Linked DNA regions of Mus musculus: all the other regions are linked to region 1. The links are chromatin loops, found by intact Hi-C in ENCODE. Cell type or tissue: left cerebral cortex. All regions are shown on one strand. Region 1 overlaps Kirrel3 (kirre like nephrin family adhesion molecule 3). Region 2 holds the start of Gm33561 (a long non-coding RNA gene). Region 3 overlaps 7630403G23Rik (RIKEN cDNA 7630403G23 gene). Region 4 has its middle 61 kb from the start of Gm25439. Region 5 overlaps Kirrel3 (kirre like nephrin family adhesion molecule 3). Region 6 overlaps Kirrel3 (kirre like nephrin family adhesion molecule 3).

The links. A loop is a pair of places that touch in the nucleus more often than their neighbours do. Peaks named below come from ENCODE experiments on the same cell type or tissue, not always from the same donor. Only the 100,000 strongest peaks of a DNase experiment are listed, where the experiment ranks them.
Region 2: a loop joins it to region 1, with 4 times the contacts of the local background. A loop is called at or near these places in 18 of 42 quality-filtered maps.
Region 3: a loop joins it to region 1, with 5 times the contacts of the local background. A loop is called at or near these places in 7 of 42 quality-filtered maps.
Region 4: it touches region 1 in a loop (3-fold over the local background); 4 of 42 quality-filtered maps call a loop at or near these places.
Region 5: a loop joins it to region 1, with 2.2 times the contacts of the local background. A loop is called at or near these places in 11 of 42 quality-filtered maps.
Region 6: it touches region 1 in a loop (3-fold over the local background); 12 of 42 quality-filtered maps call a loop at or near these places.

Annotation. Positions count from the first base shown.
Region 1 is chr9:35,017,068-35,022,067 of GRCm38, forward strand. It overlaps Kirrel3 (kirre like nephrin family adhesion molecule 3), which reads left to right. Exons shown (of 17, transcript NM_001190911.1): 11 at 3,024-3,124. Among named protein-coding and RNA genes, the nearest start is that of Kirrel3os, 12 kb to the left of the region's middle. In left cerebral cortex, a CTCF peak has its summit at 2,541 (motif pointing left); DNase peaks (open chromatin) are centred at 5, 618, 1,238 and 2,534; H3K27ac peaks cover 1,463 bases.
Region 2 is chr9:34,854,693-34,859,692 of GRCm38, forward strand. All of the region lies in intron 1 of Kirrel3 (kirre like nephrin family adhesion molecule 3), which reads left to right. Gm33561 (a long non-coding RNA gene) reads right to left here and starts at 502. Exons shown (of 4, transcript XR_001779121.2): 1 at 1-502. In left cerebral cortex, a CTCF peak has its summit at 3,080 (motif pointing right); no DNase peak of the experiment used is centred here.
Region 3 is chr9:34,052,494-34,057,493 of GRCm38, forward strand. The region is part of intron 2 of 7630403G23Rik (RIKEN cDNA 7630403G23 gene); the gene reads left to right. Among named protein-coding and RNA genes, the nearest start is that of 7630403G23Rik, 13 kb to the left of the region's middle. In left cerebral cortex, a CTCF peak has its summit at 2,139 (motif pointing right); a DNase peak (open chromatin) is centred at 2,162.
Region 4 is chr9:33,853,786-33,858,785 of GRCm38, forward strand. No RefSeq gene overlaps it. Among named protein-coding and RNA genes, the nearest start is that of Gm25439, 61 kb to the right of the region's middle. In left cerebral cortex, a CTCF peak has its summit at 2,561 (motif pointing right); a DNase peak (open chromatin) is centred at 2,589.
Region 5 is chr9:34,766,590-34,771,589 of GRCm38, forward strand. The region is part of intron 1 of Kirrel3 (kirre like nephrin family adhesion molecule 3); the gene reads left to right. Among named protein-coding and RNA genes, the nearest start is that of Gm33561, 86 kb to the right of the region's middle. In left cerebral cortex, no CTCF peak of the experiment used is centred here; DNase peaks (open chromatin) are centred at 2,579 and 4,930.
Region 6 is chr9:34,749,902-34,754,901 of GRCm38, forward strand. All of the region lies in intron 1 of Kirrel3 (kirre like nephrin family adhesion molecule 3), which reads left to right. Among named protein-coding and RNA genes, the nearest start is that of Gm33561, 100 kb to the right of the region's middle. In left cerebral cortex, a CTCF peak has its summit at 3,083 (motif pointing left); DNase peaks (open chromatin) are centred at 126, 281, 1,243, 2,372 and 2 more places.

The sequences.
Region 1 (5,000 bases):
ACGACTGCCTGTCAAACACTGAGGGGTGGTAGTGTCAGACCAGACCTGGATGCTGAGAGGAAGGTGCCCATAAGACAGCTAGAACCAATGCAGGACAGACTCAAGAAGTCTGGCAGCAAGATGGAAGTTTCAAGATCCTGGTACAGTGCAAGTGCACACTTGAGCTATGGTCAGAAATCAGGGTTGCCTTTTTATAGGAGTGAGAAACGCCAAGGCCTAAACCCCACCACCACCACTGTGCACTGCTGTGTGCTGCCTCAGGTCAAACTCCTGAGCTTCAGGTCCTTGTGTGAGGCTTCAGGGTCCTGGCCCGAGAGCAGGGTGTGAGGCAAATTCTGAAAATGATCCAAAGTGACTATATCTCAATGCAGAAAGCCACCCACAGACAAATTCATCTCTTCTCCTTCTTTGTGGAAAAAACCAAGCTCAGCTTGATGTCTCTTCAGCATCCCTGCGCTGTCCCCATTACTCAGCTCCTGCCCAGTGGTTCCTCTTCTCTTTCCAGAAGGGCAACTGCTGCAGAGACATGGTCAATCTACTCCAGCTAACCAGACAGCAGAGCATTCACACGTCACCTCTCCCTGGCAGAACCCAGACTCCCAAGCCCTCCTGCCTTTCCTGTGTGTCCCCAGGATGCCACCAATAAATTGGCACTGCAGGGCTAAAAATAACAGCATCTGATCGCGCCTCGGTATATCCATGGCAACACAGGCTGCAGCCTTTTCCTGCCGCGCCTGTGTCTGACACTCCGCTCAGCGCGCCAGGCCACAGTGAAATCGGCAACCCTCCCCACTGCCCGCTCTGGGGAGGGCGCTGAGGAGCCAAGCTGCCATGCCTGTTGTCAGCTGTGACCCCCCCTCCCTCCAAGGCTCGGGACCCTCAGACACACACTTGCCTGGAGCTACTAACTGAGCATCCTTGTGTCTAAGGGAAAGGAAGGAGGGGCTGGCGTTTTTACTGTTGCTTTAAGACATTCAGGCATTTCTTATTGGGAACTTAAAAAGACTTTGGGGGGGGGGGGAAATCTTCCTTTGCTCCTGGGAAACACACACACACACACACACACACACACACACACACACCCCTCAGAAGGACCCACATTCCAGCCTAGGCTCTGGCATCCAGCCAACAGTTATTCTGTCCATTTTTCCCCCACACCCTGCATGGCTTCCCTGGGCTGCTGGGTAGAGAACGGCTGAAGGAATCATCAGGAGGAAGGGAACTGCCCCTTGCTTATTCTCTGCTAGTCACTGTGTGACTGGGACCTAGAAAAAAATGATGCAAAGAGAGGAACATGCCAGCCACCACAAGAGCTGGGAACTGTCTATCCTGCCTGTATTTGGAGAACGGGTGGAGGGGTGGTGAGGTGGTAGCCGGCGGCCCTGGCGTCTAGAACACACCCATCTCACAGCCCTCCTCCTGTGAGTGACAGCCAGACCTGTGGCCTTGGGAAATGAATTGGCACCACTATAATCTGAGCTGGATCAAAGCAGGTACCAGGAGGAAGGGGAAGATAGCTGCCAATTACCCATTGGTTCTCCGAGCCTGCTTTCCTTTATCCTAGTTTTTTGGTTTTCTTTCAAGAAGCCAAAAAAAAAAAAGTATATGTATTTGTTGACAGCTTTTAGAGACCCATGAACCCCCTGGGGATTCCTAGTTCCTGGGAAATGAAAGGAAAAGATTCTTTATGGTATCATCACTTACCCCAGCTGCAAAGCAAAGCATCACCCAGGTGCCACAGAATGTAGTCGCTGTGGCTCGAAGCCAACGGCTTCTTGGAGTAGAGGAACTCTGGGGAGGAAAGCCAGCTTCAGCCCACTTCTAAAGCCTTCTGTGGACAAAGCTCTTACCTTGAGGTCTCCCATATCTGTGCATCAGACAGAGCTATTCCCATTCCGAACTCAGAAGCCATCTCTCCCAATACCTGTTTTTCCCCTTGGCTGAGAACCACTCATAGAAATGCAAATCTGTTTTAATTAAGGTGGTTAATAAACAGCAATTATGTTTGCGGCAATTTTTGTTTTGTTTCCAGCATAATTTTGCCTCTTCTCAGGATCTCTCCCTCTTAGCCATCTTTCCTGAGGTCTAAATCCCAACCATCACCCCAGGGACTGGGATCACGCGAGAATGTTTTCATCCCTACCCTCATTCTTGAACCAGTCCAGCCCAAGTTATATAAAGGAGATAAAGGGCAGTTAACTGGAAGTGTCAGTGAGACAGGCTTCACTCCAGGTGCTATCCCTTGGCTTGCACACACACACACGCGCGCGCACACACACACACACACACACACACACTGATTGGGATAATACTGAGTCAGGTTTGGAGCTGTGGTTTCAACTGGCCTGGCTGGTTGTGTATGTGGAGAAAAACAAGACAGTAAGCTAGAGGATCTTCTAGGACCTGTATAGGATTAGGCTATGAGGTCAGCTAGCCAGACATCCCTTTTGCAAGGTAATTCCCACCCTTGGTGAAGGAACAGCGCCACTTTCCTTTCCTTCGTGGCCCAACAGATACCCAATTTCTTAGGCAAGTTTGCCCTCTGCTGGAAAACTGAGAAATTGCTTGAATTCCAACAAGGAAGCAAGGCTGGATGGCATTCCCATGCCATCTGCTTGGCAATCTTCTCTCATATTGGTGGTTGCCTCGACTCCCTTCCCAAGCTCACCATCTCCTTTGCAAAACACTCCTGCAGATAGAATTATTCTCTCTCCTCTGAAGCCAGTTAGTCTTTATCTGCACCACTCCTGTGGCATGAATACTCACCACCTTTCATGTTATTACTATATCCTGGGAATTCTGTCTTGGACGCATTCACTCGCGTTCCCAGGAGACGTTTATGACGGAATGCCTAATTTATCTTCAGGTCCTCTACCTCGCACTCTGCCTTGCACGCACAGGTCTTCTGTAAACGTTTGCTGAATGCTTGGATTGGTGGACACGCTTCTGAACCCATCAAAAGAGGGTGCCAGCTGGGGCTCTGCCCTTCCTGCATCCCCAACATGATGTCATCTTCCCAACAGGACCCCCCATCATCTCCAGCACACAGACCCAGCACGCCCTCCACGGAGAGAAGGGCCAGATCAAATGCTTCATCCGGAGCACACCACCGCCTGACCGAATTGTGAGTGCTCCTGGGAGGGAAGGTGGTGAGGTACCCACAGAGCACCTACACCCCGCCCCCGGCATCCAGCGACACGGGTGCCCCCCCCAAAACTGGTGCAAGCCTTGGAGCTCCCCTTCCCCTCCATTAGAATGAAATGATACCTTGCTGTGTCTTGAGATAGTATACCCTGAAGATGAGCTAAGAGGAGGCAGCCTCCTGCCTCAGAGCAGGCAAGCTTGGGGATAGTATACATGCTTCCAAGTGCTAACACTGGTGATTCAGACTGAATTAGGCACCCTGCGTGCAGAGGACAACTGAAAACAGCAGCAGGAATGGACAACTCATTTCTTTTCTTTCCTGGGCTCAAAGCCAATGTCATAAAATTGTAAACTGAGTGCAGTTTACTGCCAGCAATCCCCGGGCCTCCCAGAATTATCCTCTTCTGCCTCTTCTCCTCCTGGTGTCCAGGAGGTACTCTGTGCCTTCCATATGGAGAAGCCCCCTCTAAAATGGCCATTGTATTATCCTTTCTTCCTCTAACCTCACAGCCTCCAGGGAAGACCAGACACAGCCCACCTAACTTCCCACCCCCACCCCCCAGCCCACCTTCATTGCACCTTGGTGTTTACATTTCTTTTATTAAGAAAGACTTAAAAAATTAAATGTATTATCATTGTGTGAGTAGGATGTGAAGGTGGACTGAGTGCTGAGATCAGCAGGAGAGATCAGAGGACTTTGTGAGATCAGTTCTCTCCTTTCACAGTTATGTACATTTTAGAGATCTAACTCGGGACACCCGGCTTCTGTGGCAAACACCTAGCCCACTAATCCATCTTTCTAAGCACAATGCACCCTCACCACCCCACATCGATCTGAAACTGGTAGCTGCTCCAGTATAAAAACAAAGAAAAGGAGAGCATTGCGTAGCACTTCTGAAGGCAAGTGTTACTTTAGTAACCCCGTGCCTCAATGAGGGTGTCTTAGTTACTTTGTATCACTGTAGGGAAACCAGAAAACAGAGTTTATTTACAAAAGAAAGCATTTAATTAGGCTTGCAGCTCAGAGCGTTAGATAATGTCCATGATGGCAGAGCAAGCACACAGTGGCAGAAACAACTAAGAGTCCACATCTTGATATGCAAGCAGAAGGCCTACCCCCAGTGACACACCTCCTCCAACAAGGCCACACTTTCTAATCCTTCTCAAACAGTTCCACCAGTGTAGATCAAGTATTCAAACATATGCACCTATGGGAGCTATTCTCATTCAAACCACGACAGATGGTCTTACTAGAAGACTGCCCAGAAGCCAGCCTGCAGTATAACAGTGCTGGAAGGCTGTAGCTCAGATGGGCACTGCTCAAATAAGAGCCTATGTGTGCCAGCAATGCTGCCTGGTAAACTAAGACATTGGTAGAAGATTATTGCTGTTAAATGTTGTCCCAGGCATCTGTTTCATTTGCTGTCTGAAAGATTCACACAACATTGCAAATAATTGCACATAGTCACTTTTACCTCTGTCTCCCCATTCACTTTTTTTTTAAACTGTAACTATAACTTGTGGCCATTGTAAAAGATTCCCCCTCAAACACCCTAGAGCTTTTTTTTTTTTCCATCATCTTTTTCTTTATAGCTATTTATTTCTGGGCTAGTGGCTCTCCCTAGGTCCCCTAGAGGCATCCGGCAGTGTCTACTGACCTTTGTGGTTGTCACAGCATTGAAGGGTGCTGGCCTTAGTGAGTAAAACCAAGGATGCCACAAACAGCCCCACAGCTGGGAAGGAAGCCAAGCCCTCACTTGTGCTTTCTGGCATTGAACATGGAGCAAGATTACAGAAATGGTGGACATGATAAAGTTCACCCCTATAAACAAAGAGATGGAGATGATGGAGCACAC
Region 2 (5,000 bases), 160 kb before region 1:
TAATGCGATCACAGCGTATGTGTGCAAGGAAAGGAAATGCCAACACCATGCCTCGTGGATGGGAGCAACGCCCCCTACACCCGTGATTTCTCTCTCTATCCTGTTCAGTTGCCAAAGGCATATCACAAAGGAAATATACTCTCCAGATATGAAGACAAGAAGGCCACCTAGAGATTACCAGGATATTGAGACCCACTTGCTTGCACACGAGTCTCTCCAACCTTACTGGTAATGTCTCCCGGTAAGACATTGCCTAGCTTAGCCCTGGCTTGCTGACAGCATCATCCATGGAACATTAATAAAGACACCAGAACCCAGGCACATTCACCCATCCCGCAGAGATTCTGGCTACTTTGACCTAAGGGCCTCAGCATTTCAGTGTACCTTTATTTTTGTTAAGAATCATACATGAGTACTGTGTTTATATCATTTCCACCCTCCCTCTCATTCCTCCAGTTCCTCCCATGTCTCTTCTCCTCCCTTCCAAATTCATGACCATTCTTTAGCCATTACTAATACATGCATTGGTGGGTGGGTGGGTGGGTGTATACATAAATACAACCTGCTGAGCCCATCTTGTGTTGCTCATAATGCACCTGTCTATGGGTGACCACGTGGGACGACTGTATAGCCTTTCAGGGGTTTGTCCCTAAAGAAGATTGGTTCTCTCAAAAGCCATTCATTGCTGGCAGCTCTTCATCTAAAATGAGGCCTGGGGGCTGGAGAGATAGCTCAGCAGTAAAGAGCACTGACTGCTCTCCCAAAGGTCCTGAGTTCAAATCCCAGCAGCCACATGGTGGCTCACAACCATCTGTCATAGGATCTGATGCCCTCTTCTGGTGTGTCTGAAGACAGCTACAATGTACTCATATAAATAAAATAAAGATTAAAAAAAAAAAAAAGGAGGCCTGGTGAGATCTCTTCCTCTCTTCCATCCACGTTGACGTGGTATACTGTTCAGAGCTCTCTGTGGAATTCTAGCAAAGAGTCAGGACTAAACCCCATCTCTTCTCACTTCACATTTCCTTCTGTGCTTGAGGAAACAGTCCGAAGAGTGGCAGCCATTCATCCAGGCTCGCACAATTATTTGGAAACAAGAAAAAACAAAAACAAAGCAAAACAGTTTTCCTACCTTCTGACTTCCAATCTAGGATCTTTTTTTTTTAATTATTCATTTGTTTTATATATATGAGTGCTCTGCCTTCACATACACTGAAAGAAGGAATCAGATCCCATTACAGATGGTTGCTATGTGGGTGCTGGGAATTGAACTCAGGACCTTGGGAAGAACAGTTGTTGCTCTTAACCACTAAGCCATCTCTCCATCCCCAATCTAGGATCTTCTGTACTAAGTTATCTGGAAATTAACATCCTAAGTATGGACCACTGGATGCAGTAAGGAAAAATAATAACAGAGCTAACTACTTCTCCAGCTTCTAAACCCACCACAGTAATTCCTCGTGTGTGTGTGTGTGTGTGTGTGTGTACATAGGGATTGAACCCAGGGCTTCCTGCATTCTACACACATTCTACCTCTGAGCTACACCTCAACCCTACCCTCTCCCTTCCTGAGTCTTCTCTGCTTCTCCCTCCTCAGCCCTGAACCCTGTCTTTAAATGCAATGTCAAAATGCCAGCCACAAAGGGAGACCTCTATTCAGTTTTCAGCCAAAAGAATTACACAGAAAAGAACCTCATCGTAAATCAAGAGCCAAAAGCAATTCTTATAACCAAATTAAGGCCCTGAGCATTCAGCAAGGCCTCTTTAGAAATCAAGTCGTCAGGTTCACTCCCCTGCTGGAGAAAGGCTCCAGAAGTGGGGGGTTGGGTGGGAGAGCAACAATATTAAAATTCCAGAAATGTAATCTGAAATAAATAAGTGATATTTTCTGGCCAAGGTAATACAGGGGTTTTAGTTCCCAATGTGATGGAGCTACTTTACATTTTAATAAATGCACATTGAGAAAATAATATTATTGCTCTGATATTGGGAGATTATTTGTGAACATAAAATATTAGGACTTGTCAGGAAGGCATTTATTTTCTCTTCCCTTCTTTTTCTGCTGCAATATTCTCTCACCTAATAGAAGATGATTGCAAAAATAATTATATCAAACTGTGGCCAACACATACAAAATAAATGGGGGAAAAATGAAGGTTATCTGGCGTTGGATGGGAAACATGAGAAAGGGGAAGCTCGTGGAAGCAGGGAAGGTAATTGTGCATCAATCAGATGATTACAGAGTGGGTGGGAAAATTAAGGTGACTGATTGGCTGCTAGGTGTTCTGATCCCAGATGGAAATCAGAACATGGATCGGAACTCATTAGCCAAATTATCCACTTCCTATATTCGTGTGCTTTAGAAAACAGTCTAACCTTACACTGTGTGTGTGCGTGTGCGCGTGTGTGCACTTGGTTCACAGAAGCCACAGCCAATGTTGATGGTGCTTGAACTTCCAAAATAACACTTACTGGGGTGTGTGCATTATCTGCAATGGCATTCTGTGATTTTTAATGTGCTTCTGAAGAAGCTTGTATCAAAACCAAATAAAAATAAAAGGGAGGACACCTCCCCCACAACTTACACACTCATTCATTTCTTTTTAAAAAAATCTAACCTGTAGGTGCCAGTCTATAATCACAGATATTTAGGAGGCTGACACGGGATTGCCATGAGTTTGAAGCCAGCGTGGACTAGTTTGAGGCTAGCAAGACTCTATCCTCCAGAAACTTATCTTCAGTAACTTACAAGTTCCAGACAGCTTGTTAGCACAGTCAGATAATGGGAAAGCACAGAAAAAAAAAAGTATAAGAGGATCAACACAGAAACGAACTCACTCTGATCATGACGGATCGAGCACTCATTGTATGCCAGGGTGCTGTAGCCTGCAGAGGCTTTGTGAACCCATAGACACACTGCTCTCTCCCTTGGAACCTGTATGATGGTGGAGATCGTCCACCACACAGACCAAACTGTGTAAATCCGGCAGTAACCAGCGCAGTGAAGAAAAAGGCCGTGTGAGATGAGCATTATGCTTAAGTGTGAGCGGAAAAAGAATTAGCATTGAAGACTTGGTCCCAGCAGGTGGCGCCATTGAGAGACTGTGTGGGCACTAACTCTATGGCTGTATTACTCGGTTCACACCAGAACTGGCTACTACTAAACAGTGAGACCCGGTTGAAGGAAGTAGACCCCTGATGCATACCTTGGAGGCTCTCTCTGTCTTGTCCCCAGTAGCACTTTCTCTTTCCTTCTCCTCCCGGCTTCACTCTCATTCCTATTCCTGTGCTCTCTTGCTCTGCTCCCTGGCTGCCAAAAGGTGAGCTGTTGTGCTCCACTGTGCCCCTCCCTGTTTTAAACTTCCCCTTCAAGGCCCACAGCAAGCATCATAGCTGACCGCTCTGAAACCGGGAACCAAAACAAATCTCTCTATCTCTTAAGTTGTTTCCAGTATTTTGTCACAGCAACAGTTGGCTAGCATAACGCGGTGATTGGGAGTGTGCAACAGGCCTGCCAGAACCAGGCTCTGAGGAGCCCCGTGGAACAGTGTGTGGTCTGAAGGCAGGCAAAGAGCAGAGCAGCGCACTGTTGGCAGCCGAAGCCAATGAGCCAAACTCAGACATAAACTTGGCTAGGCCAGATCTAAGACAGCAGATGGGAGAGAGGCAGCCCCGATAATCAGGGCGTACATAGGGGGCTACTGTGCCCTTGGAAGCTAGAAGTAAGGGGCGGGGGGGGGGGGATAAGACCTGGTGCCTGCCATCTCTGTCACAGATGGTCGAGAGACCTCCGTGTAGGTCTTAGAGATGTATATCCAATAGTCAAAACTTCCCAAGCTGGTCCCCAGTGACATGGCTAAAGCTGCAACATCTGGAATAGTGTTCTTGGCTTTCTGAGAAAACAGCTTTGTCCATACCTAAATAGAGACCACTGAGGTCAGTTCCACTGGCCAATGCTCTGAGGGAGGTGGTAAGCTTTCCAAGAGACCCAGAAACAGATGCACCCAGGCAGGACCCATCCTCCCACATGCTACCTGAAGTCCTAGCCCACAAAAGCAAGGGAATGGCCCCTTCAAACTTTCATTATTGGCTCCCCCAACCCCTTTGGTCATAGCACCAGGTCATGTGTTTGCCCAGTGGTCCACAAACCACAGCTCCTCTTCAGACTGAGTGACAACAATGTTGGTCATTATCCCTTCCTTATTGTCATGAGGTGGAGGACAGGCCAGGTTGGCCTGTCATTCTTGAGCCTCATTGCTTTGGAAACTGTTCACCAAAATATTCTTGCAAATGGGACATCAAAATGAACCCCAACCTCCAGGCACCATCCCCAGGCTGTCTTGAAGCAGGCGACAATGTGCATAATGGCTAACAGCACAGGCTCTGTAAGTAGGTCAGACTCATCTTTGCAACTGAACACATGTGTGACATTGGCCAGTTTACTTAACTTTGCCAAATCCGTTCTTTCATTAATAAGCTGAAAATCATCACAATACCTTTCAACAACATTGCTTGTTCTGTGGATCCAATGAAGCTACTATGTTTATAAAAATTTTACCTCATCTTCTGTTACACAGTAAATGGACAGTTGGTGTGACCTGTTCACAACAGAGAAACTGGCACAGGAAGAGTGGGACCCATGTGTGGGTGGCTTTCAGCCCTGGCTGCATGTTACATCACCCTGGGCCTGCCACCTCAAAGCGACTCCTCCAAACAATCAAATCTGCATTTCTGCTCAGGAATTAGGGGTCAGAGTTTTTACAGCTCTTTCAGGTAATTCCAACTTGCAGCCAAGGTTGATGGTCACCAGGACACGACCCACTACCCCAGTTCTTTCCAGATCCATTGGGGATCAAGTTTCTGTAGGTAAACATACTTCAGAGGTTCCCAGAAAAGAGCTTTGTGCCAAGCTGTCCCTGAAGGGCTCCAGCAGGCCAGAGCATGGCAAACATGACACTGTCCCTGCCTTTCCTTCCCCCTTACTAAATACCTTTAGCGAC
Region 3 (5,000 bases), 960 kb before region 1:
ATCCATAACTTCCTAGTGCTGGCAGTTTGTTTTCCTGAAATAGAATTTCCACTGTCAATTCCATATTTCTAATATGCTTTTGAAAATCACATAGGCACACTTAGTAAGAGAATTCTTCAGCAAATTGACAGCCATTTACTTAGGTTCTATATATAAGGAATTAACTAAGAACAAAAATTAAACCTTAAGTTTTGTCACACAAGGTCTGTAACACCAGTCTTCAGCCACAGAGCTTACTTTTTTCTGCCTCCTGTCTGCCAGGTGAAACTATTATCAGTGATCCAGATAATTATAGCCCTTCTGTGAGTGCGTTTGCCTCACAATAAAGTTCCCAATTCTAATTCACACTTGGGTTCCAGGTGATTATTTCATCTCTCGGTATTTATGAGTGGACTAGTTTGTGGTTTCCACGTTGCTTAGATCTTTCCCTTTGTGAAAATGAAGCAGGTTAAATGTCTGTGCTTAAATGCATCTAAATTCACATGCAGGAAATCATTTTCATCTTCAGCTCTGCAGACTGTGGTCATTTGTCAGACAGATAGCTTAGCAGCAGTCCACTCCCACTTTCTCTCTCCTGCTGCCCTGGAATCAGTCTCACTTCATTGCTTAAAGTGAAGTTCCTGCTGTGTTAATTCCTAAAATGATATACTAATTTTTAAGTGTCCTGCATAGCTGGCTTTTGTGACAACTATCAAGTACAAATAGAAGCTGGTTGCCAGTGCCCAATGGCAGAGCACACCATAAAGAGAGAGACAGAGACAGAGAGACAGAGAGAGACAGAGGAGGTGATGTGTGACAGGTATCTTGGAGGAGTTAAGTAGGGGGAGTGTGGTGAGTGTGAATTGTATGTATGTATGAGATTCTCAAAGAATAAATAAAAACACTATACATAAAAGCATTCAGTGAGCAGTCTTTCCTGAACATCAGATATGTTTTGGCCTTTATACATCAAGGAATTGGAACTTATTATAGAATGTATCACATTAAGGAGAAGTAAGAGGGGGATTCTTAAGGCAAAGAACATGGGGAAGAGACCTAAGATGCAAACAGGAGTGAAATAAAAACATCCTACACCTCATCATCACCATGTCCTGTTAAGGTGGCTAAAGCAGTTAAAAGACATTGCCAACTAGAATACTAAAACTTTCAGACAGCAGGAGAGCTCTGCAGATTTATTCAGAGACTGAAAAAATAGGTAATCTATAAAACAACAAAGCATTTTGTAAGGTTAAGCATGAGAAAGGGCTACAAAATTGCAGAAAGGAGTTTTTCAGATCTCTCTCTCTCTCTCTCTCTCTCTCTCTCTCTCAGTCTGTCTCCCACAAACACACACACACACACACACACACACAATCACCCTCTATTTTGGTTTCCTGTCCAGCTGACATAAGAAAGGCAAGCTCATAGAGGAAGGCTTGGTTTTGGCTTACATTTCCAGATAAATAGGGATCATCATGCTGGGTGTGGTGGTGGGTGGGGCATGGTTGCAGAACCCTGAGGTCAGCCTGTCACATTGTACCAGGCAGTCCCAATGAAGAGAGAGAACAGGAAGAAGGACCAGGCTAGAAACCCTCAAGTCTTACCTTCAGTGATATATATTTTCTACCAAGGCTCTCCTTCCTAAAGATCCCATCACCTCTCTAAATAGTAGTACCACTAGTTGGGGAACAAGTGTTGAGAGCCTTGAACCTGTGGGGGAAATTTCACATTTAAACCCCAATACCCCAAAACAGAACCATAAAAACTTAAAGGAGTCCCTAGGCTAAATATATTGCCTGTGCTAAGGAAACTAAGCATTTAAATGGTTACTCCAGCAAAGGGAAAAATGTATCTCAGCGACTTTTTCTCTATTTACGTTGAAATTTCTTATCAGAAACTCTATTGCTTTCCAAATCCCTATGTTTGTCCTTCAGATCAGTTCCCTCTGGGTTCCAGGAAGAGCGAACTGGCTTGAGCAGAAGCTAAAACTGCTGCATGGATGTGTCCAAAGTTCAACCCAAATCAATTGAAAATATCCAAAGAAAAGAATGGCTTGAGGGAAAGACAGAAAGTGGGTGGAGTTGGAGAAAAGAAATAAAGAGAAAAGAAAGTCCTTTTTCTTTTTCTTACTCTGAGCCCTGAATGCAACCTTGGAGCCACCAGATGGCAATGTTGCAGACCAGCTCTCATAGCCTCTGGACATAGTGACAAGGGGAGAGAAATAATAAAAGAAGTTGTGCCCCCAGATAGCAAACTGCAGCCTCATATGGGTGGGTCAGACCTAACTTCCAAATCTTTAGTGGACAGAAGGAATTTACCGACTGGGTTTTCAGAATTTCTCTGTTCAGCCTCACCAGCCAGCTCAGCAGAGAGCGAGCAGATTATTACCAGAGAGCTAAGATTTATGGAGGACTCCAGAGCCATGGAGGAAACCCAACTTAAGACCTCCCAAGAAGCACTTGGGACTTCTGCCCTTGGTTCTTTCACCTGACTGGCTCCCAGTGCTGTCCCTCCATGCAGGTCCCCAGCCCTCCAGCAGCAACTGTCCACACAGCCATTTCTAGATGTGAATGGTGCAGAATTACCAATAACCACGCCGGCCAACCAAAGAATGCTTCCATTGATTTCCTGTGTTGTAAATTGATCCAAATAATTTCTGTGGTTTCAGGGGTTCATTAACTCGCTAATTTGAAATAATCTGAACATAAGCTGAGTTAAAGTTTTCTCCTGCCTTGTGTCTAGACTCATTTAGCTCAATTTCTTAGAGCACAATACTAAGGAAGCCAGGATTTTATGCGCTATTTGTTCTCTCTCTCTCTCTCTCTCTCTCTCCCTCTCTCTCTCTCTCTCTCTCCCTCCCTCCCTCCCTCCCTCCCTCCTTCTATATATCTATGTCTAATCATCTGTCTATGTCTCCCCCTCTCTCCCTCCCTTTCTCCATCCCTCTCTCTGTTTCAGGGTAGGCATCTAACTCGCCCTAGATGACTTCTGGAACTAAAATCAGAAAAGAAGCCTGAATGTGGGGGATGAAGGAGACAGGAATATGAGGAAGGAAGGGGAAATGGCTTGGGAAATAAGAATACACCATAATACAGTCTCTGGTCATAGTTTGATGCAAAAATAGGTAAACAAAATTTCCATTGTCCCTTGAATTGAATGAAGCTATACATATATGCAGAATTCAGAATATTTTTTAAAGAACTCTGGTAAGGCAGCACCTAAATGAAGGGTTGAGGAAGATGTCAGAATTCAAAATATCAACCAAGTGACAAGGACAATGAGTTGCATACTTTTTCTCTCCACTGTTCCATTGTGGATACACAATAGCATAAAACAAGGCAGTGACCTTGAGAAGAGAGAATTTCAGGAGAAGTGAGAGACACACACAAGTACCCCCACCCTCAGATGACATAATCTGCTCAGTAGAAAAATTCCAAGAGAGATACAGAAGTAGGAAACCAGTTTATCCATGTCAACCAACAAATAATAAGTTGGTTCTCCACATAGTGGATAGTTTGAAATAATTAACAAATTTACTGTCTAAAATAGCTTCAAGAAAAAAGAAATGCTTAGATGTAAACCCAGTGTGCTCCACTGCATTGCATCTCCATGCTAAAGAACACTAGTAACAGAAACCCATGAGGAGTTAGTGTACAGAAAACAAGCAGAGCTTATGGACTGTAAGACCTAAAAGGGCATAAGAGTTCATTCGCAAATTCATCTTCAGATAACACAATTTCAGCAGTAAAATGCAATGGAATTTAAAAGTTATTTAAAAACAGCCATTCCATGTAAGAGGAGGTTTATATATTAAAAGTACACACACTCACACACACACACACACACACACACACACACGTATATATATATATATATATATATATATATGTATATATATGTATATATATATATGTATATATATATATACATATATATACATATATATATATAGAGAGAGAGGGATAGATAGATGGATAGAGAGAGAGAGAGAGAGAGAGAGAGATAGGGATAGATAGATAGATAGATAGATGAAAGAGGTAGAGAGAGAGAGAGAGAGAGAGAGAGAGAAATTTGACAGCACCAATAGCCATTAGCAAAGTACAAATTAAGGCCACATAGGTATTGCTTCATACCTAGTAGAATGCTATGATGAAAAAGGCATTCTGTCAGTGCCAAGCTCTGGTTAGCTCACAGGGTGGCTCATATCCCCTTTTGCTGCTAGTGGTCATGTGAAGCAGTATAGCCATGTCATTTCTCACTTTGATAAAGCTAAACATGTATTTATTGTTTATATGAATCAGAAATCCTATTCCTGGAAATGTTATCTCAGAGAGAGAATTTTTTTTTCTATTCACACAAAACCAATACCTCAAGTGTCTGTAGTGTCTCTTGTTAAGAGTTTGCAGATCTGGAAGCAATCCAAGTGACTTCTATGAACAAATGCATAAAGAGTGACATCGCATAAAGAATGACATCGTCCTACAATAGGACTCCTTCCAAAAGGGTAATCTGCTGGTAGGCGGTTCAGACAAACATCAAAAGTGTTACATAGAGCCAAAGCATCTGACTCAAAATTCTAGTGCGTATTCTTTTCTATGGCACACTTGGAAAGGCAGTCACAGTGATAGAGATGGTATGAGAGTTTGCCAAGAAGATGCGGGCTGTGTGTGTGTGAAGGAGTAGTGCAGGGATTATTGGGCTAACATATCACGTTTGTGTTCCATGGGTTTATTAACAATCTAAGTGACAATATTTATAGAACTATGCACCCATCCCCCACCCTCAAGATTCAGTTTTACACCACACGTTAAGGTAAGAACAAAGTTTCGAAACCCAATTGCTGCTGACAAGTGATTGATAATATTTGCTTGACCTGTGTCAAGGAGAACACATTTTGTTCTGAGAGGGGAATTACTCACACTCTTATAGGACAGTTATTATCTTACTTAATCCACACAGTTCTCTGCTGTGTTAAGTTCTGTTAGTCTCAGCTTAACAATGAGAGGCTGTCATTCAGAACA
Region 4 (5,000 bases), 1.2 Mb before region 1:
TGAACACAGCTTTTTTTTCATCTTGAATTAATAACTACTTCCTTTCTTGTCAAACACCCAACATGCCCTCTGGTCCCTGCTTCTTCTTACCTGTTTCTTTTAATCTTCTGCTCTGCTCACTAGGACACACATTTCTACATCACAATTTCTGAATGTTTTCTTTGGACGGACATTGGAAATTGAACCCAGGCCCTTGCTCATGCCATGCTGTATCCAAGCTACTCTTTCCTGATACTTTTAAAAGACTCCCAAAGAGATAACCAGGCTTCACAAATAATCAGAAGTTGGGAATCAGTAATGCATGAATTACAGTAAAAAAACTACAGCCCACTAAATTTTCTGCACAATAAGGGCATCCCTGTGGTGTCTTGGTACGTATGTAACTAAACCTGAAGACCTGGTGCTTTTCACAAATGACCTCAAGCAGCAGATACTTTTCAACAAATCTTGTAATATTTCTCTTTTTTTCCTCCCACCAGTACAAGGTGCATACCCAGCACTAATGGTAAGGTATTGATGCTTTTTGGCGATGTCTCAGTGCACCCTCTCTGACCTGCTGGTACTGCAAGCTTTAACAAATAGGAGCACAACACATTTCTGTGGGGGCTCCTAGCATTCCTGTACCCATACCTGAGTCTGTATCTGAGTCTGTGCTATGAGACTCCCTGCCATGACACAAGGCCCATATCCCCCAGCAGCATTTTTTGCCCTCTGGGGCTCCACATGCCAAGGACTCTTAGCTGCTCATCTTCACTCAGTACTATGAGAAACTACCGAGGTCAGAAGAGAACAAAGACCGAAGTGATGAAAAGTGTTCAAGGCAGCATATTCACCTCCATCCTTTGCTGTCAAAGGCTACCCTCTAACTCCTAATGTGGTTGGATAAATAAAAGCCATAGGCAGAGGTTTTGCTTTTCTGACCTTCATGGCTGAGCACCTAGCAGAAAAACTGCTATTAAATGCTGCCCTTAAATCATTGCAAATGTGGCCTTGTGCTGAAGCCTCTGCCTCCAGGTCTAATCATTTCTTGCGTCTTGTGTTTCCTCTGACCATCACTGTCTCCTCTTACTTCTTGTCCCCCTGAGAGCCATGCTTCTTAGAAGAGGAAGAAGACCTGAATTTGGGGGTGTAGCTGTTCTAAATAATGCAGCATAGATTTAAACCTGGGCCAACAGCACATTTAGCAAAACTATAAAACAGCCCCATAAACTTTCAAGGAGACTTCATGGAAGATGTTGTTATGTAAGACCTACTAAGTCTCAGGATGGCTAATAATTTTGCCCTATCTTTTTATAAAAATTTTTGTTCATAAGATCATTTCCTATTACCTCTGCTTAATTATTATTATATCTAATACAGATGCCACAACCATTCACTCTCAGATACAGAAAACAAGCTCCAAGAGGCTGTGCAATGTGTTTGAGATTTCATACCAGTGGATGAGAGTGGAGGGATGATTGCCAGGGATCCCATGCAAGTTGAAAACTTGGGACTCCTTATTTTTAAAGACAAACAATAACAAAATAAACACCAAACTAAGAATTTCAAGGTAGCAACCACAGAACATCACAATAAATGAGATGTCTTGAACATGGAACCCGGTGACACTGGCCAAGAAGATGATACTGTTAACCTGCAAGTCAAGCAAGGACTCCCATGAAACAGCTCCAACGTTAAGCTTTAAGCGTATCTTTCTTATTACTCTCTGGGTGGGTCAGAATTCCATCACAGCAACTTCCTCTCATGTTGCCATGTATTGTTTAATTGGTATATATCCTGGATTCACTATTATAACTCATGACAGTAGAACAATTAAAGACTGGAGACCACTCTTAGTTCTCTAGAGTTTTATGATCTAGTCCCTCCTCCATCCCTGTGTGCTACCAAACAACTTTGTCTACCATTCTTCTTAAAAGAAAGGGGTAAAACATCCCATAGATGAATTTCCTTGTATTTTAAAGCATCAGTGTATGTTCCATTCTTTAAATATCTTCCATCACATGAAGAGCTCTTCTCCTCTTGCCCATATTTAAGTTGTAAATAAGGGAGAGAAGAAAGGAAAAGACAGAGGAGGAGAGAGCGGGATGGATGAGAGCTATAAAGCTCTGGCTGTGCAGATGACTACGGACCCCTGCTTCTGCGCTGTCATCAGCAGACTTCACTCCAGGGCTGACGTACTCTGCAATTTTTACAGTCAAGACACATTTGTGAAACCAAACTGGTTATTACTGTGGAGGCTCCTGCCTCAAGCAACCATTGGAAAGTTTTTCTCCCTGAAATCTGAACATATTCATCACACTGTGTGTTGTGCTTCTGGACTTGCAATTAATCACAGCTCATTTCAAGCTTCATTAATTAATACTAAGGCCAGGGATCCAGTAGAGGCCCCTAATTTCATCTGCAGTATTTTTAAATTATTATTATCTTCCGGAGGAAGAGTCATCAGAATTAAATGAATTATGTTTAGATTCCAACAGTGCATTGCTGAGAATTAAAGGAAATATTAAGATCACCCCCATGAAGGAATTCTTGGGACAGCAGATGCTTCCTGTCGTGGTGAGGTGACATCTGGCCAGCAGAGGGAGCAGGATGGGAGAAGGAGTTTAGGCTAAGTAGACTTAGTAACTGAAAGATTGGGAGGAGAGGCAAATGGAGCCCACCAGGCAACTTTAATAGAGACAAAACCAACAGTAGAGAGCTGCAAGATCCCAGGTAGCCTGGTCTGGTGGTTCTGGGTGTGTGTGTTGGGGTTAGTGGTGGTGGGGAGGTCATTTAATGTCTCTAGTCCTCAATTAAAAGATTTCAATGTTAAGAATCTTGCTGTGATTTCAACAAGGAAAAGAGACCATTAATAATACAAAGTGATTCCCAAGGTACAAGGAAACTGCCAATGTACTGTTAACATAGAGACTGGTGGTGGTTGTCACTGGGCTAAGATAGTTACTCTCATGGCTGCTTTTTATGGCATTTGTTTCCTACACTGAACAAGGCAGGCCTATCTCTGTGTTTGATGAATGCTCACTATTTTTGGCAACTTCAACACTTACAACATCATTGCTCAGCCATAATTTGTATATTCACTGTTTCCTGCTAACATGTCACCTGTTGATCAACTGCTGGAAACTTTTGAATTTGAAATGAACCATAGGATGGAAACTGGGGTTGAGTTATTAATAGAGCAACATCAAAATATGGAATACTTTGTGCATCAATTGATATTTGTTATCATAAAAGCATTAAAGAGAGGATTTTCTAAAATATCATTATCAGGCCTTGGAAGAAGGTACAGACATGTTCTAGGAAAGCAAGGGCTACATAGAAAGATGTTGCCTGGAAACAAACAAACAAACAAAACAACTAAAAAATCTAATATTAAAATTAGAACATATCATAGGGTATAATGCTCTATGAATCCTACCTTTAATGGGACATCTTTTCTCGCACTACCTGCCGCACTTTGGTCATCTCCATCACTGGATACAATCACTTATGTATCTCTGAGTCTTAACACAAGATGCAATATACCAGTGGTTCTCAATGTGGGTCGTGAGCCCCATATCAAATATTAATTTGCAGCAAAATTGCAGTTATGAAGCAGCAAAATAATTTTATGGTCTGGAGACATTGTGATATGAGGAACAGCATTTTATAGAGTTAGGAAGATTAACAACTGCTGCTCTGTTCATTGTTCGGGGCCCTCACAAGATACAGTGCTGGTCTGAAATCTTCATTGAATTTTGTAAGTATTCCCATGCAATCATGGCCCATATTCTGCTACTTGTCACATAGTCATATCACACAACTCTAAATAACATGTACATGTTTTGTTATCCGGTATGTGTGGTTATTTTATACTTATGTCACACTTAGTGGATGGCGCAAGTTCTGAACTATAAGGCAAATTGTCATTGTCTTTTAAAAAAAGATTTATTTATTATTATATGTAAGTACACTTTAGTGGTCTTCAGACACACCAGAAGAGGCCATCAGATCTCATTATGGATGGTTGTGAGCCACTATGTGGTTGCTGGAATTTGAACTCAGGACCTTCAAAGAGCAGTCAGTGCTCTTAACCACTGAGCCATCTCTCCAGTCACTGCCATCGTCTTAACAACAAAGAGTGCATTATTTCAAACCAAAGTGTTATAGGTGACTCACTTGCTGTTACCTCTTGATGAAATCATGAGAAGATGAAAATATTAGAGAGGAGTGACTGCTGACAGTGTAAGCTATTCTTTTTCATAGAAAAATAATAACGAATGTATGTTAAAGTAATGCAAAATACTAAGGAATGTATGTTAATCATAAAAAGTCATAGCAGAGTAAACCCTGAAGCCAGAAATATAACTCTTATTATCACTATAAGAATTATGCACTGTGCATAATGACTTGTTGAATCTCCATTGCACTAACAGTTCAGAGGATCTGTCTACTCCAGCATTACCATGAATATATATACAGCGTACCTGGTACTGATATGATGTGAGGACTACAGAAGTGTCTGTAGGAGACACAAATGTTTTCACTTTGTTGTGACCTTATGGGGACACCGTTGTATATGCAATTCATCATTGACCAAAATACATTACATGCACAGGGCTGCAAAGAAGTGTAATCAATAATAAACAGATAAATGAATACTAACATATATGGCTCTTCTTCCAGACTTTAAAATGCCCAGGGGCAATGCCACTGTCTTTTCTGTCATTTCTATATCAGCTCCTAGGGCAGTGTCTATGACATGTTAGGTATTTGATACTTATTACATGAATGAATCACTTGAATGAATAAGTAGGGGTCACGCTGGGTCGAGTCTTATTTTCTAAAAGGAAACTGAAGCACTCACAAAGCAAATTACTTGTCTAAAGTCACACAATTAATTATCAAACACATTTGGCACTATGCCAAGCCACACAGCCCTGGTTTCCTTGGCTAGACAGCCTCAGACAAATGTCTGTTCTTCAGAGTTGCTCAATCTGCACTCCGCCACACAGTTACAA
Region 5 (5,000 bases), 250 kb before region 1:
ACCTCAGCAATGAAAATAGGGCCTGCCTAGGAAACGGGCTCTGGGAGCTGTCTGCCCTTCTGCTGGAGCCCCTGTCTCCTTCTACTAGTGAAGGACAGTGCTCTGCTGTCCCCTCTGCTCAGCATGCTGGGAGAGCTCCGCTTGGGATATCAGAGAAGTGACTTTTCTGTGTGCCCAGCACATAATGATTTTCCAGGGTGATGGGCCCTGGGCTCTAAGTTACGGAGGAGAAAGCCAATGACTCTCAGCACTGCTGCTGGGCCCCTCCTTGCTGCTGCTCACAGATGCCCCTTCTCAGTGGGATGAACAGTCCCCGTCCCCTCTCCCACCGGGCCAGAGAGAACAGAGCAGCTCAGCATTGCTCAGTATGCCATGCTGCTGCCTGGAATCATTGCTGAGAAATGGAAGCATAGACTGATCACCAGTGACTCCTCCCCCTCCCCCTGTCCTTCCCCCCCCCCCCCCGACACTCACACACTCCTGTCATGCAGTTCATTCATTGTCAGAAGGACCATGTTGCTGAGAAACAAACCTTGATGTTTCAAAGTGATTGGAACACATTGAGACGATTCTGCTGTGGTTACCTCGTTAAAATGGTCCTTTCATGGCAATGCAGTATCCCTCTGTAAAGGGACACTGACGTATGCCCAGGCTTTCAGAGGCTATTTTAGGATGAATGGGCTGCTGGGCTGGCTTTTGTGGGTCCTCATGAAATAAAATAAATCTGGAGGCCTTAATTCTGGGCTTTGTCTTCATGGCCAGACACAAAGCAAGGAGGATCTGGGAGGGGCTGGGGTAGTAACCAGTTTAAAGGAACTGGACTCATTAGCCTGACATTGCTGCTGGGCTGAGGGTGTGTAAGATAAATGACACACCTGGGGGTAAGATCTCACAGAGATGTATGGCCATCACATCTCAGGCCTCTTTAACACTGTGGGGCCAGACAGGATCACAGAGGAGATCTGCTACTCTGAAGAGTGGGGTAAGCCCACAAAAAATACAGTTCCTGGGACCCAGCTCACCTGCTTCCTGAGACTGCTCTCAGCCCTCTGAGAATGGTGTATATCAGTTGTGCTTCAAGCAGAGGGACAGCCAGGGGAGAGCTCAGCTGACCCAGGGATGAAGGGAGAACCAGTAAGGAAGACAAGGATATGCAAGGAACACCATGACATAACTTTGGTTTTCCAGCTCTGGTGCTCACCAAGTCCTTAAAATGAAAGGAAAGACGCTGAAGACATGGCTCAGCAGTTAAGAGCACCTACAGCCCTTCTGAAGGATCTGAGAACCCATCCCCAAACCATGAGTACCTCATGCCCTCTTCTGATCTCCACGGTCACCCACACAGACATGGCATCCACTCACACAGGCATGTACACATAAAATACAAATGAGTCAAGGAGAAAGAGGCTACAGGAAAGGCAAAAATAAGTCCAACCAAAAAAATTCCAGGAAGTGTATATGTCATGGTTACTCTGCTGGGTGACCAAAGGACTCAAAAGTATTTACCTCACCCTATTGGACTTTCTCAAGGATATAAATAGTCTCAAGATCCTGTGAGTTACTCTGCAGACCCCTTGAATTAGATGGATGAGATTGAAGGGGTCATGACTATAATCAATAATCCTTCATTATGACTGCAGCAGGGTAAACCCTGAATTCAAGATGTCAACATGAGCTCAGCCTCTGGTGAGCAATCCTTCTGCATGTGGCTCCTTGTGATGCTCTTCATTTATTGCCGAGCATCTAACATGCACTGGAAACAGCATCAGGAAATGGATGATGCAATAATAAGCAAAGGAGCCATGTGCCCTGCCCTGGAGGAGCTCACAGTCTAGGGGAATATATAGACATGTAAGTAGTTCTAATACCATTAAGTGTTTCAACAAATCATTGTGAAAGAGAGAGCAAGGCACAAGCAAGTGACCTCCTACTGAATGAAGAGGATCTATGAAGTCTTTCCAAGAGACTAGAGCTGATCTTAGGGGATAAGCCATCCAGGGAAAGGAAAAGGGAGGATATTCCCAAATAAAAAATGGCAGGTGTACGACCTCCAGGGCCAGAAAGAGCACAGCATTAGCAGGAATCAGAAGGCACAGAGGGTAGCAGTGTTCTTCCCTGTCTGGGATCATCCAGCCAGAGGAAAATGCTGCAGGTCACAGCAACCTTGCCTGACACCATGGAGCCTGTGAAGACTCTCACATTCAGAAGTTTGTTTGATTGGGTTTTCAAAGCAGCCCTGGGGGTTCCAGCCCCATTCTACAGATGAGTAATGAGCTTGGGTTAGAAATAACACATTAGCTGCTGTGCTAATGAGACAGGGAAGGAGGAGGGGGCACCACAAATCCATATAGACCTTCCTTCCCTCTGGTGCTGGTCTGGAGGGGGAGGGCATAGGTGATGAGTGCGGGAATCCTGTTCATTGATCCTAGAAGGAATAAATGCCACCTCAGGAAGCAAGGTGACTTAGCAAGAAAGACAGCTTAGGAACTGAACTCTTATGCACTAGAAATCGCAAGCTGGAGAGGGAACATGAAGTAACTACACCCACCTATGCCCATTCTGGAGTCTGAGTCCTTCCAGGGAAGATTTCTCAAGAAGCATAGTAACCAAGCTTGGGGAAACTGCCCTGCCTGTGTTCAGAGTATACTGCTGCCTATCCTCCAAGCTCAAGTCAGGGAGCCCTCCCTCCCTTCTCCTTCCTTCCTGCATCCTCTAGTCACAATGAGTTTTTAAAGCCCCTTGTTTCCATCTCTTGCCCTTTCCACAATTACTTTAGGCTTACACTGCACTAAGGGATATCTCCACTTCCTCTATCTCTCCCTTGTCTCTCTTCTCATTCCACCCAGTGGCTGTGATGACATCATTTAAGATAAAGCAAGGCTTTAGTTACAGTAGAACATTGCAAGTTCTCAATGTCTGATATGGGAAGTCTTCCATGGCTTTCCAGTGGCTACGTAGTGAAGTCCATATACACCGCCCCTGGGTCCAGCACTTCCTACAACCAGGTCCTAAGTCACTTTTCCAGCCTGTTCTTCCACTGTCCCGTCTCAGCTGGTTCTACAGATAACTGACTTAGTGTTCTCTATATGGAACAAAGGCTACTCAGTTTGGATCAGAACATTTCTCAAATAAGAAATCTCACAACCACCTTCTCCCACTTCTCTGTAGAGCAGTGGTTCTCAAGCTATGGGTTGTAACCCTTTTGGGGTCAAACAACTCTTTCACAGGGGTCACAAGAGACAATCCTGCTTATCATATATTTAAATTATAATTCATAACAGTAGCAAAATTATAGTCATGAAGTAGCAACAAAAATAATTTTGTGACTGGGGGTCACCACAACATGGGGGACTGCAGTAAAGGGTTGAGCATCAGGAAGTTTGAGAACTGCTGCTGTAGAAAATACTTTCCATCACCAACATCCTATGGGATGCTCCCTCCAATGAGACACATTGGAGTCATTCCAGAAGGGTGTGTCTCTGTACGTGTTTAAGGAAGAAGAGAAGGGATTAGAGAGATGGCTCAGTCAGTCACGTGATTATCATACAAGCATGAGGATCTAGGCTTGATCCCCTACATCCATGTTTTTTAAAGAAAAATACAGGCATGTGCTTGTATTCTAGTATTGAGAAAGCCAATACAGGAGAATCCTTGAGGCTTACCGGCCAATCAGTTTAGCCTACCTACTTAGCAAATTCAGGTCCTAGTGAGAGTTTCTAGACCAATACCTGAGATTTACCTCTGACCTCCACAGGCTCACGCATGTGCATACATGGGTAAACATACACAAACACACACACACACACACACACACACACACACACCACACACACAAACACACACTAGTTTACTGCTTTAAAAACACAAGCCACTTCAGTGCTATTGAGTCTCATGTTTATTTATCTGTTAAAAAATAGCAATAACTGTCACCTCATAAAATTGTTGGGATTACAAGAGATAATGCATGTGAAAGTGTTTAGCAAGTCTGGAGTTTAGCTATGATAATTATTATACACATTTTCAAATCATAATTAAGAACATATTTTTTCTTCCTTTAGAAATTCTGAGTCTTTACTGTCTAGAGAGTAACAACTAGCTACACATGGCCAGTGGGCACTGGAAACGTGTCCCATTCCAATTGGTATATGTATAGCTATAGCAGATTTTGAAGGCTTATTGTCTCAACAACAGTAGAATATTGAATAACCTTATAGTGATCATCTACTAACTTAATGCTGTGGATATGTTAGCTAAAATGAAACCTATTCATAAAATAAATTCACACATTTCCCTTTACTCACTATGGCTATCAGGGAATTTTAAACTGTAGATGGGGCTTGCAATGTACTTGGATTAGACAGCAGTACCCTAGAGGGTTGGATGTGTGCTGCTTCATCTTTTACAGCATCTTTTGGGAACACTATCAGTATTTGTCTACTGAATTGTGATGCTAGTGAGCGAGCGAGTGAACAAGAGAGCGGTCGTCTCCATCTGCTTGGCAGTCATGGGAGAGTATAAGCTGTGCTCCTGGCTTGTATTAGAATAGGTTGGGTGGAGCCTCAGGCTATGCCATAATCACCTCCCACAATGCTTTCCTGGTACCAGCCAAATCTAGTAAATAGCTCAAAACCCACCATGCCACTGCTACCACACCTACCAGCCTTCAGGAGACACCCAGGGGAATTGGCTCCACTTCCCTTTCCACCCTTCATGAACCTCTCCTAGTAACTAGTTAAAGTAAGTTGACTGGGAGAAGGGGAGGAATTACCTGCTTAAGGAGGAGCCTGTAGACACATCTTAACATCCCCAGTACCTTCCTGAGAAAGCCACCTCTGCCTGTACAGCAGGAGTATAGGGTGTGCTCTGCCTCCATGCAGGAAAATCAGTGACTTGGATGGGAAGCTTGGACTCTTTCCTACTGAGCTACATGACCAGACCATCTGTCTCCTCTGGGACTTACTGCCAGAGTAGGGAGAGGAGCCAAAGGCTCCCCTGAGCTC
Region 6 (5,000 bases), 270 kb before region 1:
GGACTTGGAGATCTTTCCAACTTACCATGATGCTTCCCATTCCGTCTGTCCCAGGGAGCACTTTGGCTCCCATCCCAAGTTCCCCTCCTCTCACGGCCCCCTCCCTTGCCAGCTCAGCTGGTACCAAATTAGCTTCTCAGGAATGCCAATTTGTCTTTCCTCTCTCAGGCATGTGGCACAGACCCTTCCCCAGACTGTATTCAACCTTTCAGAATGAGATACCAGATCCTTCTTGGCTGCTCCTCCTGTGCCCTCTCCACCTCCTCCCAGTCTCTCCCTGGAATCTTTCCAACTCCAGCTCTCCAGCTCCTATACCGGGGCGATCATATGCTGTCTTCTGGAGGGCAGAGCTGTCTGTGCACAGCTATTGATGACTCAGATTCGGTCTAGAAGCATCTCTGTCTGACTGATTGGTGAGTCTCTTTACATGCATGGAGAATGGGTATAAACACCAATTTAAACCTTTTGGATTTAAGTTGCAAATCATTTCCGGTTTTTCACAATCTTCTTTTTCTCCTATACTCTCTCTCTCTCTCTCTCTCTCTCTCTGTGTGTGTGTGTGTGTGTGTGTGTGTGTGTGTGTGTGTTTACATAACAGTGTGACAGTGGTGCTGGTTGGAAAGGCATCAGATCTATCAGATCTCTGTCTATGGGTGGAGGGAAGGTTTGGGACTAACATCTCAGGCTGTTTTGACCTCCTTCCTCTACGACAGAAAAGAAGTAACCCAGAGACTAGGAAGTTCCATGAGAGATCAGCAGTTAGCTGTACCCGGAGCTCTCTTGCCCCTGCTAAACTTGGAACATTGGCTATTATCAAATTCTCAGCTTCTTTATCTTACATATCAGCTCACCATGTCCACTTCAGATAATCACATGATGGCTAAATGAAATCATACAGTAAATCACAGGGCTTATCTCTTGTGAGGATAAGCTGAAATGGAACCCAGCTCCTTCTGCCCTCTCTCCCCGTTTGACCTCCAGGGTTCCTCTGGGGATCTCTGACCCACCTCTGACACTGCAATGGCTTTCTGCTCTTATGTCTGCTTAAAGAACAACTGCAGTGAAGGCAGGGCCAGGAGCCACCACCTATGTCCTCAAGCAGCCCCTCCTTTGCTTTTCTACCAATGGGTGTGGTGAGTCATCCTTCCCTGAGGAGTGTTCATGCCTGTGCAGCCTCTTGGAACTGGCTCTGCATTCCCCACCTGTGTGCAGCTAAGATCTTCAAAGAGTTACTTCCTGCTGAGCGGAGCCCAGCCAGCAAGCCCCCTTCCCCCTTCAGAGATACAGCACAGGAGAGGTGGATGTCTGGCTGCAGCTTCAGGCCACCCAGCCTGCAGGAACCTGAGGCAGGAGATGGAACTCTCTCCTGTCACAGCCCGGAGGCAGGCAGCCTAGGAGACAAAGCCCCATCCCACTGGGTCTTGAAAACCTGCCTCTGTTGTGGTGCTACTTGACCAGGTAGGAAATCTCTGAACTCCTGACCCAGAAAGACAGGGCTCTTGTCATAAGGAGAGGGATATTTTAACTTCCATCCACGAAGCTCCTGAGGAAAAAAATTAAAGTTCTGTCAAAACAGGTTAGTATATTAGCAATCATGGCTCGCTACCATCTGTATTTGTTCCACTTGTGGTGTTTATGACGGTTATCCACATTAATTATTTCTCTGCTAAAGTCCCTTTTAATTTCTGAACACTGTTATTTCTAAGAAAGATGGATATTAGATATGCCACACATCAGCACAGGGTGGCATTACAGCATGCTATTAAGTTCAGATGCTGAGGCCCAGCAGAAATAACTTTGTTATTTGTAATCGCAATAAAGTATTTTATGTTGTGACTCAAAAGGAGAAACAGCATTGGTGAAAACTGACTTCTTCCTTCAGCAATGACCCTGAATTCACCAAGAAAGACAGAATCTGCTTAGACTGGGGTAGTTTAGCATCCAAGAGAATGCTGGATTGGGGTGCTGTGACTGTACTTCAGTCAGCTGAGCCCCAACAAAGAGTACTTGAGACCCTGGGTTGATTCCCCAATATCCCTTAAAATGAGATGGTGAAGACAGGCAGGTCTGCAATGTCATCCCATTCTCTCCAGAGGCAGAAGTGGGGGATAAGGACTTTAAGGTCATTTTCAGGCTCAGGTGGCATGAAGTCCACCTGGGCTATATCAAACCCCACCTCAGAACAGCAAAAGAAAAGTTGGTTTGAGATTCCCGAGCAGGACAGAGGGAAGGTATGTGCAAACAGTTGTTCCCAAGCCCAAGGAGAACTGGCAAAGCCCGGTTCACAACCAGAACTCCCAGAGATGCTGATTCAGTAGACATAGGGTGATGTGTACTTTCTATCACTGCTGGCACATACACCCTGAGGATGGGAACCACCCACAGTGTTCCGCTTATAAACACCAATCACATGTCTACACACCAGCCTTGGGAGGCTGCCTTCATTGTTCTATAAGAGAATAATTCAAATTCCTCCTAATTTCTGACAATCAGCTCCAATAAAAGTACCAGTGGGTTTAACAACTAAAGACCAAGAAGGGCAGGCATCCTTGAATAAAGCCAAAGGGGGGATAGAAGGAGCAAAGGAAATCTTGTCTGTGGAGTGCTTTGTGACAGTAGTTGTTCTGAGGTGATCCGGGCTAGGTGAGCCCAAATGCATCCTCAAGATTCCTCCCCATTCAAGCATGCCTTGGCTTCCCGTTTGCTCATTCACTTGTCAAAAAATATTCTGACCATCTGTGATGCACAGGGCACTTTGCTGGCCCCAGGCCCATTGGTGTTAGTGAGCAGACATGCTTTGGTTGTCAAGGGTGACAGACAAATAACTATAGTAGGGAAAAGTCCACAGCCATGAGCTGGAAAAAGAAGCAGATCTGCTTTGAATAAAGTGGATCCTATTTACATGAGGTGCAGAACAAAATGAAAGGCAGCTAACAGGAATCAGCTCACTCTACTGTAGTCTGCCTTGAGCACCCTCAGATGCCCTACAATCTTAAATTCAAGATAGCAAATAACTCTTTGTTTCAAGGGTCTAGCGCTTATACAAACTGGATTCCTGCTTCTGCTGGGGACATAGCTCCCCCTGGTGGTCGGAGGCCCAAGTTCTCACAGGCTACAATCTTTCCAAAGTGTGTTCAACAGGCATGCATGGCTTAGATGGGGATCTAAAGTCCAGAAAGCAAATAACCGCCTTGATTCCTTTGAGGGGTGCTCTGTTGGGTCATCTGAAACCTTCATTAATACCGAGTTTAAATCTCACCATCCCATTTTGCTGGGTGTTGGAATTTCAGGCAGTTAGTGAAGCTCTCGGACCCCCTATTTTAAGTTATTGCATTTGGATTGTAGCAAAAAAAAAAAAAAAAAAAAAAAAAAATGCTACCAAGCAATCCATTTCAGTGGATTCATTTAATGGTGCCAATAAGGAGCTGGTGTGAAGATTAAATATGACAACAAAATAACACCTAGCTTCTGGCAGGCCCTCCATGCTGCTGTTTTTATTTTAAAGTTTCAAATTCTTTCTTCTCTGCATCCTGCCTTCTACTTTTTCTCCCTTCCTCTCTCTAACCCTTACTCTATCCTCTCTTCTCTTGTACAGATCTTCCTGCTTCCTCTCCAGCCTTCCTTGCCCTTTTCCAACTCTGTCCTTTATCCTTCACAATCACCTTAAACACAAGTGCTCGCTCTCTCTCTCTCTCTCTCTCACACACACACATACATACATACATACATACATACATACATACACACACACATGAATGCACATATACACATGCACATGTACAAGCACATGCAAGCACTTGCACCATGTACATGCACACACAGAGAGAGAGAGAGAGAGAGAGAGAGAGAGAGAGAGAGACCTATTCTCTTTCTATTCACTTCTTTTTTTGTTTTGTTTTGTTTTTGTTTTTGTTTTTGTTTTTGTTTTTGTTTTTTCGAAACAGGATTTCTCTGTATAGCCTTGGCTGTCCCAGAACTCACTTTGTAGACCAGGCTGGCCTCGAACTCAGAAATCCACCTGCCTCTGCCTCCCAAGTGCTGGGATTAAAGGTATACACCACCACAACCCGGCTTCTATTCACTTCTTTTCTCCATCCTTCTTATTCCCAACCTTTTGTGAAAGTTCTTAGAGCCTATCATTGGACACATTCAGATGCTAAGAAGGTAATTTGCATGTTGTGCTAAGCCTAAAGGAGCCATTTTCCCATGAGTAGTGAACACTGTACCTCGTTGCCTGTTCTTCAGACAGGAACTGGAAGCCTGTCTGCATGAGTCACACTAGAGCATGGGTCCCTTCGCTCATCTTCGTCAGTGCTGGTACTTCAACACCCTGCCCCCTCTCTGGTCCTTCTGAGTTCTCTATTTGCAGCATCTCATCTTTGCATCCCTTGCCTTGACTCTTCCCTTTTCTTCTCTCTTCTCTCATCTCCCTTCTTTTCTGTATCACTTCTCTGCTACAGCAGCTTCTGTCTTGTCTTTGATTTGCACCACAGCCTGTGTTTCCCCCTATTCCCAAACTGCATTTTCTCAAGTAGCCTGCAGTAGCTCTTCCCTGTCACTGTAAAAGCTTTTTCATCTCCATTTGGAGCCATTTACCCTGATCATGGCTCTCTCGGAGATCACACTGATGAGACCGTGTGGTCTTTGACTGTCAACAATCCCCAGGAAAGACAAGTATATACTTAAGACATGCATTTTAATTTGAAGACCCCCCTTCAGAGGCTAGTGGGTGCAAGCAAAAGCTGCCAACAGACCCAGCCTGGCCCCAGTGGTGCACAGAGCTCTTTGGGAGGGAGACTAAGAAATGCTGAATAGTTGCCTCTCTTTCCCCTACAAAACAGATGGGGATGGGATGGGCAGGCCAAGGCTGGCCTTCTCAATTGCTTTCTTTCTCGGCTCAGTTCCCTGTGAGGAGGAAAGCAACGGAATTATCTGATGACAAAACAGAAAGTAGCTTGGTTGTCTGGGCATTGTTCCTGGGGTGAAGGGGTAATCGGCTT